Linked DNA regions of Homo sapiens: region 1 is linked to region 2. The links are chromatin contacts, found by Hi-C or POLR2A ChIA-PET in ENCODE. All regions are on one chromosome and are shown on one strand. Each heading gives the region's core, a stretch centred on a gene start or an enhancer-like site at or near the end of the contact. The rest is flanking DNA. Distances are from core to core; before and after follow the strand shown.

Region 1 (5,406 bases), core at 2,706-5,205, 140 kb before region 2:
TTTTGCAGGAAACCACAAGCCTGTGTTAAACACCAAAAGAGAATTGAAATAACATGTCCATGAGTTCCTCTTTCCAGAGGTACCAACCATCATGTGGGATCCTAAGTATAGTGTTAAGTAGCTCTTTGTCCTCCCCTTCACTTTGAGGTTGTCTAGTTATATGATGTTGAATTCCCCAGCTCTGGTCCCTATTACCTCTCTGGCAGATTAAGCAAATTGCTTCAGGCTGGATTGCTTAACACTTAGCAGAATTCATGCTGCCTTTAATGAGCTACCAGTTTAACCTTCTGGGGCTAGAGTGATTTTTAGACATTTTTGTTTTGATGAGTTGATTTTTGTACTTATAGCTATAACTGTGGATCCCTTGCCATCAAACTATGGTGCAGCAAAGCAGCTGATGAATTTCTCTGTCTCTGATGTTCATGTCAAACAGTTATTTCTCTAGCATTCATTGGGGGCTCAGTACTGTGCCAGGTGCTGTGGCATGAGCAGTAGTGGTGTGGAGGGTGCTACAGGAGACATCTGCAATGCAGTAGACTAGATTAAAAACAAGTTGGGGAGAGAAGGCAAGCACAAAAATAAAAGAAAAATAGAAGATAGTATTTGACTTACTGCTGATAGTGTGGGTTAGATTATCAGTGATAATCCTATTAAAATCAGCAAGGGTGGAGGGCATGAACATGAGCAAAGACTTGAGGACTGGACTGAGCATGGTGCATGCATGTGAGGTATGCAGGGACTGGATGGAAGGTGTGGTATGGAAGAAAAGAGTGCTCAGTAAGGCTTTATAGATAATGAGGGACCCTGAACACTCTTTGGAGGCACCAGAGGGGTAGTGGGGGCATGGTGGATGGCTTCTGAGAGCTCACCAATGATAAATGGTATGTTTAATAGAGTACCTTATCTGTTGGAATGTATATTTTCCTCACCATCACCTTTTATTTAGAATTAGGGATCGACACAGTGATGAGGATGTCCTGAGAGATGTGGTAGCTGAATGTGATAGAAGGTTAGTGCTGAAAGGCTATCATGTAATTCATAACAGGCAAGAAGAATAGGAGCTTACTTTATTATTTTCTTATTGCCTACCACTGTGTTAAACCTTTAACTACACATCTTTAATTTTATGTATTCTCATTTTACAGATGAGGAAAATAAAGCTTGGTAGTTAAGTAACTTGTCCAAGGTAACACAGCCAGTAAGTGCCACATTTACAACTCAATTCTAGGTCTTTTTGTCTCTGTCTCTGAATTACGTTAGTACTCTAATTTTTATCCTTACATTAGTCTGTTGGGGTCATCAAATGATTCTTAAATACTAGAAGGTTGTCTCTAATCTTAATGAGGACTCTGCAATCATCCTTTCCTTTAATAACTATTCATCCAAGTGGCTTGTCTATCGTTGTTGTAAAATAAGTACGTTTAATTTTTTACAGAAGAAATGTAGTGGGCTTAATCATGTGCTGGCCATGTGTGTCTGTGGATGCAGCATTTAGGAATATGGGTCCCAGAGTACAGGGCTCCATCTTTAAGCTCTGGAGGTTGGAAGCTCTAGGAAAACTAAGGTGGGTTAAATGTGTTCCCAAAACTGTGATCACATTTTATGTTTATGCTTTTCTCTCCCTTTCTCGAGTCATGGTAGGTTACTATTTGAGTGCCATGCCCTAGAACTCCCTAAAGTAAAGGCACTGGTATCCCAAAAGAACTGTTCTAAAAGATTACTTACTTCTGTGAAGGCAGAGAGGGTGCTACAGAATGAAAATAGCATTTTAGGAAGGTTGAGTCAGAGGTGCGAGTGGGGCATAGAGAGATTTTCTCAGGGTGATAAGGCCCTGGTGCTCAAGTCTACAAGCAGAGACAGGCACATTGGCAGTGAGTCCTCCTTGGGGAAGAAGAATGATCTGGGCTACTTCCAAGACCCCTTCTACCTGTAAGTTCTTGTAATTTGGGATTGGGATTAAGAAACTCCAGAGGCTGGTGTAAATTGATGGGGCACCAGCTGTTGTTTGCTGCACCTCAGGGAAGTCATGGTGGGAGTCTGGCCTGGCCCTGTTGGCTGGGGCCCCCAACAGATCCTTGCTGTGTCTGGGTTTGAGTTTACGCTACACAATTACAAACTTTTTCCAGTGCTGCTTTTTGTGAATCTTTGAACCTGCAGTTGTGAATGAACAGAAATTTGAACTGAGCTTAAAAAAAGGAAAAAAAAAAAAAAAAAAAAAGGCAGAGCTTTGTTGATACCACTGCCATTATAGGGCCATGATTTCTTTTTTCCCCATTTAGCTGCAACACATTTATTTTTCCCTTGTATAATGGCTGAGATTTCTTTAGTATGGAGCTGTGTCACAGTGGTTTATGTATTTTCTTCTCTCTCCCTGCCTCTGTTTCTAAGGCTGGGCAACTTTGAGGTATGTGGATTGACCTGGATGCCTCTTGTGACTCCTTCCCCACGATCCCCTGCGTGCACTTCCTATTCATCTTTGTAGTTCTCAGCTACTCACTGTGCTGTCATATCTGGCGCGTGCTGTTCCTTCTATCCTGTGCTTCTCCTCCTGTGTCCACTTGGTGGAACTTTCCCCATGGTTTGCTTCTTCCAGTAATCTCTGTCTGGACCCCCCATCTTCTAGAGAGTTTATTGCTCCTTCCTGATCCTTGTAACATTTTTATTATTGTGCTCATCATACTGTAATATCTGTTTACATACATATGACCCTTTACTAAAGTGGTAGGAACCACATATTATTTATTGCTAAAGCTCAATAACTTAGTACATGTAATATTTTAGGGGCTCAGAAATGTGAAATTATCTCCCTTTATTGAGTTTTTATGTGCCAGGCACATATTATAAATATATGTCAAGAAAAAGATAACCTAAACACGGAAAAGATTATAGTGTACTCTCCTACACAACTTTCAAATAAACTCTAAAATGATTATAAGGATGTCAGAGTTCTGATTTTTTAAAACTACATTTAACTTACTATTTTAAATTATTTGTATTTCATTATTGTAAGAGTTCTGATTTTTTTTCCATGATAATTACATTGATTTGGTGTTTGTGCATGTGTTTGGCCCAAACTCAGGATCATTTATGCCTTTTGGGTAATCCAGCGTTGATAAAGAATAAATTAAATGAGTGAACGTGGGTGTTACTGTTTTGTCGTTGCTGTTGTTTTAATTTGCTATGTTCTTTTGTTTTACTGTTGAATGTTACCCTGTGTTAGACTCTTCATTTCCTTCATGTCATGCCTGCCTCCTTTGTCCCACTCCCAACCCCTCGCCTTACCCATTTGGGCTCAGTGCTTTGTGTTTTGTCTTGGTGGCTAGTAAGTACCATCATATGATAGTGGGGCAGAGCAGGGCTAACTGTTCCGTATGAGAATCAGACACATATTATGAGTCTTAACATCATTTCCCGAAGTGTGGGTCATGATTCCAGAGCAAAGGATCACCAGATTTGGTCTCCCGATTTCTACTCTTTCTGGTCCTGGGAATGAGAATCAGCCTTATTTAACAAGGCCTTAAACTGATGTTCATGTGTACTAAGGTTCAAGAATCGCTGCTTAAAACTAACTGCTCAATTATTAATGTAGCTGCAAACAAAAGTAAAGCATTCATGAGGGTCTTGTAAGACTTCCTCAGTCCCTTATTCAGGAAATATATTTGGCCCATGTGGTATTTTACTTTTTTGATAGAACTTGGCATCTTCAACAGGAAAAGCGTATTTACTTTTTGTATCCTGGTCTTCTTCCGTTGTTCAGAATTTCTAGCTCATATTCCCAGCCTCCCCAACCAGGGCATAACATTTTTATAGCCACCAGCCCAGGCTCCGTGGGTTGAAGGAAAGAGTTTTTGGATCCTGTTATTTTCCTGGAGGAAGAGCTGAACATTGACTCTTTTACAAGAATCCAAAGTATGCATTGTCATTTCCATGTTAACCCTCACTCGAAATTTTTGTGGGTTTTGAAGGATTGACTGTAGCCCAGTCTTAGCAGGATCCCTGGCCATGGAAATTCATTTGAAGCACATTGTGCCATGGAAGTACCCTGCAGGTAAAAATGCTCTATTTATACTTGGCTGAGTCCCAGACAGCTGCTGTCTGCCTGTTGGGACTGGGAGCAGATGTAGGGGTGATCTGCCCCCTCCTATTTTTTTGTGGATTTGGAAGCTTCCCTGTTGAGAGTGACAAAAACCCTGTCAATTGATGTGGTAGGTATGTCAGACCTGGACAGCTGGTCCTTAGAAAATATGCTGAGATCACCAAGTTAACAGGTACAGAAGGGTTTCCAGTTTGTTATATGATGTTGGGCCTGTGACTCCCCACCCCCCTTTTTAGGGACATGTCATTAATGGTGGAGCGCTTGTTAAAGGCTTCTCTTGTAGCATGTGTAGGTGTGGCTAAAGAATAGTGAATTTGATTGATGTTAATGTACATCTGGATACATTCTCATTTTAATTTTTTTTTATTGGTTCTAGGGACTTTTGGTAAAGATTGTGGATGTCTTCAGTTTTACACATTTAGGAAACAGTGTCTTTTTACTTATTTCCAGTACAGTTGTGATGTATTGAATGACAAGGGACTTTAAAACAGACATGCTGTGTATAATGTTTTCTTCCTGATTAAAAAGTAATATCTGTTCATTATTTGAATAGTTACAATTAAGAAACAGATTATTTAGGGATGAAAATTTCCTGTAATCTCCAGAGATATGTACACTTAACATTTTGGTGTTCGTTCCTCCAGATTCTTTTCTATGATTATTGTATTATATTTTAGAATTGTAGTTTACCCACCAGCGTATTTTAAGAAGTTACCAGAAAGGCGTCTCTGAGTATCTGAAGCCTTTCATTTAGCCATTTATGGATTTCAAAGTATCTTATGTGGGGTTAGTCTCCATTGAGACTCAGGAACTCTGCAAGAGGGAGAAGCATTGGCTTCTGCTATGTGCCTGTCAGTGTGCTTTAATACTTTACCTGGATCATCTCTTCCAGTAACCCCACAGTATAGGAAGCATTATTATGCTCTTTCTGCACATAAGGAGATGAAGATTCAGACAAGTTAAGTGACTTGCTCAAGGTAATACAGTTAATTGTAGAGGACTTGGGATTGAATTTGATTTATTGTCTAGAGAATATTGTATGGCACCCTATTACTTTCCTGTATTGAGATGTAGGTGGTGGGGGTGGGGGGGTTAAGCTGAAAATATCTGTGAGATGTATAAAGCTGTTGGATAGAGACACACCATTTCTTTCTTCTTATTTTTTTTTGAGACAGAGTTTCTCTCTTGTTGCCCAGGCTGGAGTGCAGTGGTGCAATCTGGGCTCACTGCAACCTCCACCTCCCAGGTTCAAACGATTCTCATGCCTCAGCCTCCCCAGAAACTGGGATTACAGGTGCCCGCCACCACAC
Region 2 (5,280 bases), core at 822-3,321:
TAACTGACTTAAATTCTAAGTGCTACTTTTCCTCATCTGTAAAATAGACAGTAAAATTTCACCTTACAGGTTTTTATGAGGAATCAATGAAATTGTACCTGTGGAAGCACCTGGCAAACAGGAGGTATTCAGTAAATGTTGTGGTTAATAAATCTTGCTCCAGAAGACTTGTCCTCAAGATTAAACTATCCTGTCACTTTTTCCCAACTGAAATTTTGATTCTGCCATCTCCCTTTCTTCCTTCCTCCCTCCTTTTATTTCACAAAGCTGTTGGTAATTTTAGTAGAATTTAACATTTGTGTGTATGATCCATGAGACCTTGTTCCTGTAAAGAGCACAAGTTTACGAAGATACTTTTTTCTTATATTGTTCCATATTAGTTTGTTGTTATTTTAATTGTTGCTATTATTGTCAGTTAGCTGCTGCCAGTTAAATTGTCTTAAGTTTTCTTCTTGCAAAGATAGTAAAGGGTTAAGGAAAGGAGCTGTTGGCTACTGCTTGCTACTAATTTGAAAAGAAATGGTGGTTATAGCCTTCTAGGTCTCTCCTTCTCCTTTACCCTTTTACTGTCTTGTAATCTTCAAATCTGTATGTTAGTGAATGCTAGGAGGGAACAGTAGACCTGCTTCTCCTGGAGCCATAGTACAAGGAAAGCCTAATTGGAGACGATCCTTTGCAGCCATTGTAAAGTATTTTCTTCTTTCACCTCTCAAATATTCATTTGTCTTATTTGAAGCAGTCTATTATCTAAGCAGACAGGAGTTGCTCAAGTGGAGGCTAAATGTTTTATCTGTATTCTAATACATTTTACCACCAACATATGTGTAACTCTGGATGGATCACTATATTTAAGTTTAGATTAATGAAAATTGTTGACTGTGGTAAACTTTTCCTTCCTTCCCATTTCATGTGAAGAACAAAGGTAGAAAGTGTCATTATGCAGGAATAATGTTTTCTGCAAGTTTTAAGAGAATGTCTCAATTCCTTTTTCTTTCTCCTCTGAAACTACCGTATCCCATGAACTATATGGCATGTGATAACTTCCTAGTCTCAGACTGGCAGTATATAATATTAGAGCAAGAAGGATCTTCAGATATGACCTAGCGTTGAATCTCTAATTTTTCCATTCTGGAAATCTTGGTCCAGAGGGTCAAACTAGTATCTCCCAAGTTGCTCAGTGAGATAATGGCACACCTAGGAAGACAAAGAACCCTTGATTTTCACTTAGTACCTTGTGTTCTCTGCAGAGAGTAAAATTGATCATTGATGAGTCATTAACCAGTGTCCATTCACATGCTGCTACTTTATGTTCACTTTGGGGTTTCAGGAAAAAATACATAGTAGCAGAAGATGAGCCCTACCCCTATCCCCACACCCCCACAAAAATATTCACTGGCCTTTGGTGTTCTGTTTGGGTCTTCAGCATCCCCCACTAGGTGGTGTCCTAATTCAGAAACTTTGCTGTGAGACTCCAGATGGGCTTCTGCCCTAACTGGAACTAAAGCAGCCACAGTGTTGACCCATAAGAATGCTTAAACAATTTGGTAAGGTGCTAGATCTTGTAGTTAAGTAAATCAAATGAAAATTTAATTCATGAACACAAATGCTATAGCTAAATTAAGATGTATAAAATATTTTTATATTTCATTTTCTGGAATCTTTAATAATTGCATGTTGGCCCTGTGGCATGAGACAGATTAAAAGCACTGGTTGTTTTTAAAGAATCTGGGACCATTTGTGTGGATAGAGGGCAGGATGGAGGCTGCAGAAAGAAAGGAAAGACAATTAATACTGTAAGTAACTACTGTTAAGTAGTATGGCTGTAAATAATAAAATATTTTACTACAGGTTCCCCAAATTAAAAGAAAAGGGAAATAAACTCAGAACCTCCTTTAAATTTGTAACTCTCAGCTCTGGTTTAGATATGAAATGATTGGTTGCTGTATTTCAAAATCCTGGCAGAATTACTGTTCAATGGTTCCAGATGTTTTTGATAAAAACTTGGAATTGTCACATCAACTGCAAAAGCACAAGACTGCAGATTCTGTCTTCTGTTGGGGAGTGCTGAGCAGATCCAGAGGGGAAAGCAACACAGACTCTTTTTTCCACCCAGAGCATTTGTTTCCCACCCAGGGTATTTGTCCTCCAACAAGGAACAGAATATGTAAGGAATTGTCCTTTAATATGCAGAAAGAGCAGGAAATCTAGCTTTCCAGCCTGTGGCACAAAGCCAGAAGTTAGAAATAAAAAGGTTAGTCTTTATGTCTCAAACAGTAATCTAGGCTCTTTCAGAAAATTATATTATTTTGAAACAAGTTTCTCTCTCCTAAAAACTTCCTGAAGACAGACACCTTGTTACCTATTTATTTTGCTTGCCTCCACTAGAAGTCACAAAATATCTGTTACATTGTTATAAATTATCTGCATGTAAGTCACTGGACAGGGATAGGGTAGAAAAGCTTTTTTGTTGTTGTTGTTGTTTTTGTTTTTTGTTTTTTGAGGCGGAGTCTTGCTCTGTTGCCAGGCTCGAGTGCAGTGGCGCGATCTTGGCTCACTGCAACCTCCGCCTCCGAGGTTCAAACGATTCTCCTGCCTCAGCCTCCTGAATAGTTGGGACTACAGGCATGTGCCAACATGCCTGGCTAATTTTTGTATTTTTAGTAGAGATGGGGGTTTCGCCATGTTGGCCACGATCTGGATCTCTTGACCTCATGATCTGCTTGCCTTGGCCTCCCAAAGTGTTGGGATTACAGGCGTGAGCCACCGCGCCCAGCCGGTAGGAGGGTTTTAATGGTGATTAAACCATCTCTGATCCCTAGAGAGACAGATGCCTGGGAACCTTGGAAGCAGGAATCATTTGATTCTAATTAAAACAGAAGGGAGTGGCAGTGAGGAACAAACCATATTGAGGACAGAGGGGAGGCAGCTCTGTGTTCAAAAAAAGAAGAAGGGCGAGTTCTACATTCTAGCTTGGTGAAAGCTTTTACAGAAAAGATAATAAAGTATCAGTTTATCTATACATTCAAGCCTAAAGGCTCTTTCTGTCTGTGCCCTAGACCACATAGTTTGGAAGTATTTGTAAATCTCTGGTCAAGTTCCCATGCTTTTGATAAGCCTGAGCAAGAATTTTATTTACAACTTTTAAATCTCTGTCAAATCGTCTTGTTTCTACTGTTTTGTAGCCTCATTTGTAATGAAAAGCAACATCTGTTTCACTGCACATGTTGGTACCACTACAGAGCCAAGGCTCACTTGGGGCACGAGAAGGGGAGGGGTTGTCCGCCTTCATTCCTCGGATGAACCAGTGAGGAATAGGGAGATAAAACCTTATGGCTTTTATTTCAGAATAAAGCCTGTATGTAGCTGGGGTGTATTAATAGAAAGTTGAGGAAGACGTTTACAGTCTTCTTAGCAGGGTTTGCTGTATTTCCCTCCTTTAAGCTGGTCAGCAACTTGAATATCTGGCCTGAGGACACAGCAACTCATCTATACCCTTTTTCTATATCCGTTTTTTAGCTCCTGAAAAACCTTTTCACCAACTTTGTTTGCAATGTCAACAGAAATGTAGGTGTTAAATCTCTCCTCTCCCCTTCTGTTGTGGTATTTGAGCCACTGCTTTCACAGCCTAGCTAAGGACTACTCTGGACAACTCAAGGAAAATGTCAGCAGCTCCTAGAAAGAGAAATCCTTTTTTTTTTTTAATCCCTTTTTCTTTTGTTTCTTCACTCCTTTCTGCTTTTTGCTTCCCTCAGTTCCTCATCCTTTTCCCTCCCAAATCATTCATGATCCAAGTAAGAGAATGTCTCAGGTGAGAGAATGCATTCTGAAGTAAGTCTGTCCCTGAGAATGTTAGATAGAGTGGGGGGCTAGAAGGGTCTGGAATAGTAAGAAAACAGGCAAATGAAGTAGCAGACCCACAATTCAAGACCCAGTTAGTGTGCATAGAAACACTGAAGAAGTCCCAGCCAGGCAGCTATACTTAGTCGCAACAAATATTAACATACACAGAACTCCTTTGTTCCACTCCTTTTCTTTTTCATTTTCTTTAAATCAACTCCATCATCCCTTCTCCCTCCCCAAAAATAAAGCTTAACTCTTGATAATTTTTAAACTTTATCAGACACATTTATAGCCACGTCTCGATCCTAGAGACATAACTGCAATATTTGGCTGACATTTTTCTCGTGTTAAATCATTGCTTTGCATTTGGCAGGGAGGTATAGTGTATGCTTTGGGTAGTTTCAATTTTCTGTACCTCACGACAAGTCCATTGTACACGCTTGTGGTGTTTAGTATAACACCCCCCTTCCTTTATTAGCATACTACTCTGACATCAAAGAACTGAGCTGCATCTTGCAATGCCTGACAGAGCCTTTTTCATAGGGGTGGGAGGAGGAGGAGGAGGAAGAAGAAGCGGGTTGGAAAAGGAAGCCTTGTTTTTCTCTTCGTCTCGGTAGATGAATCATGTTCCCACAACTGCAATTGGGTTTTCAAACCTCCAAGGCTGCGGGTGCGGAGCTGAAAGGGCAAGCAGTGACGTTCTTGAGAGAGAAGGAAAAAGGGAGGAGGAGGCTGGCTAGGGAGGGAAGGAGGGAGGGAGGGAGTACAGCAGGAGTGGTCTTTTATTTTTTTCCCTTTTACTCTGCTGTCCTTAGAGATTTTCAACTTAAATCAAAACCAAGCCCTACTGCCTGGTGAGCAAGAGAGATTCCAAAGACTTTACTTTGAAAAGCATCTCCCAGCTTCTACTTTTTTTTAAGGAAAAGTAGATTTTCTTTGTCTTTGTTTTTGTTTTAAGCAAGAACAGAATCTAATGACTTTTTTCATGCCATCGCTTTGAAATAGCGTCGTCTTCCTTTCTTTCTCTCCCTCTTCCTGGCAAAGTATATACTGGATTTTTATTGCCTTCTTGGGTTTTTTTCCCTACGTGTATCGGCCGTTATGCTTAGCCAGTTTATTCTTTATTTTTTTACTGGAGTCATTGCCAGTGATGGAAACGGTGTTTGCTTCTCTTTCAGTCAAGATCTGCACAAAGTATAGCATTAGGTGGTATTTATTGTTTATATTATGAGTTCTACATTCATCTTTCCAGCACTCTGAAGTTATCAGCAAGTTCTCAGTCAGTTCAAGGCATTGGATTCTGCTTGATTTCTTTTTAATTCATTGTTTTTGACCCCTTTGAGAGTTTTAATAGAGAGGAGTCTGGAAGGCAGAGATCTCCACCACCTAACCGTGAGAAATTTGGAACTAAGGACTTGCACTGGTCCCCAAGTTAACAGT

Evidence for each region. Hi-C counts contacts between places; a loop is a spot of excess contacts on that map. ChIA-PET counts read pairs that join two places held with the same protein, here RNA polymerase II (POLR2A). Pooled maps may share reads with other maps.
Region 1: a map of ovary shows a loop between it and region 2 (5-fold over the local background). The contact joins two enhancer-like sites. A Hi-C loop is called at or near these places in 4 of 168 maps with a recorded cell type or tissue (B cell, CD14-positive monocyte, Caco-2 and 1 more), 5 of 37 single-sample maps with no recorded cell type and 15 of 50 pooled maps. POLR2A ChIA-PET finds 5 or more read pairs at or near these places in 1 of 52 experiments (B cell).

Annotation. Positions count from the first base shown.
Region 1 is chr15:85,475,441-85,480,846 of GRCh38, forward strand. All of the region lies in intron 1 of AKAP13 (A-kinase anchoring protein 13), which reads left to right. Among named protein-coding and RNA genes, the nearest start is that of AKAP13, 98 kb to the left of the region's middle. RefSeq lists a silencer at 220-279. Within about 2 kb of position 3,956, at least 4 of the 41 ENCODE cell types and tissues checked have a DNase peak (open chromatin) inside an H3K27ac peak, as active enhancers do.
Region 2 is chr15:85,614,765-85,620,044 of GRCh38, forward strand. The region is part of intron 8 of AKAP13 (A-kinase anchoring protein 13); the gene reads left to right. Among named protein-coding and RNA genes, the nearest start is that of LINC02883, 140 kb to the right of the region's middle. RefSeq lists silencers at 1,369-1,418, 1,479-1,528 and an enhancer at 3,197-3,366. Within about 2 kb of position 2,072, at least 5 of the 41 ENCODE cell types and tissues checked have a DNase peak (open chromatin) inside an H3K27ac peak, as active enhancers do.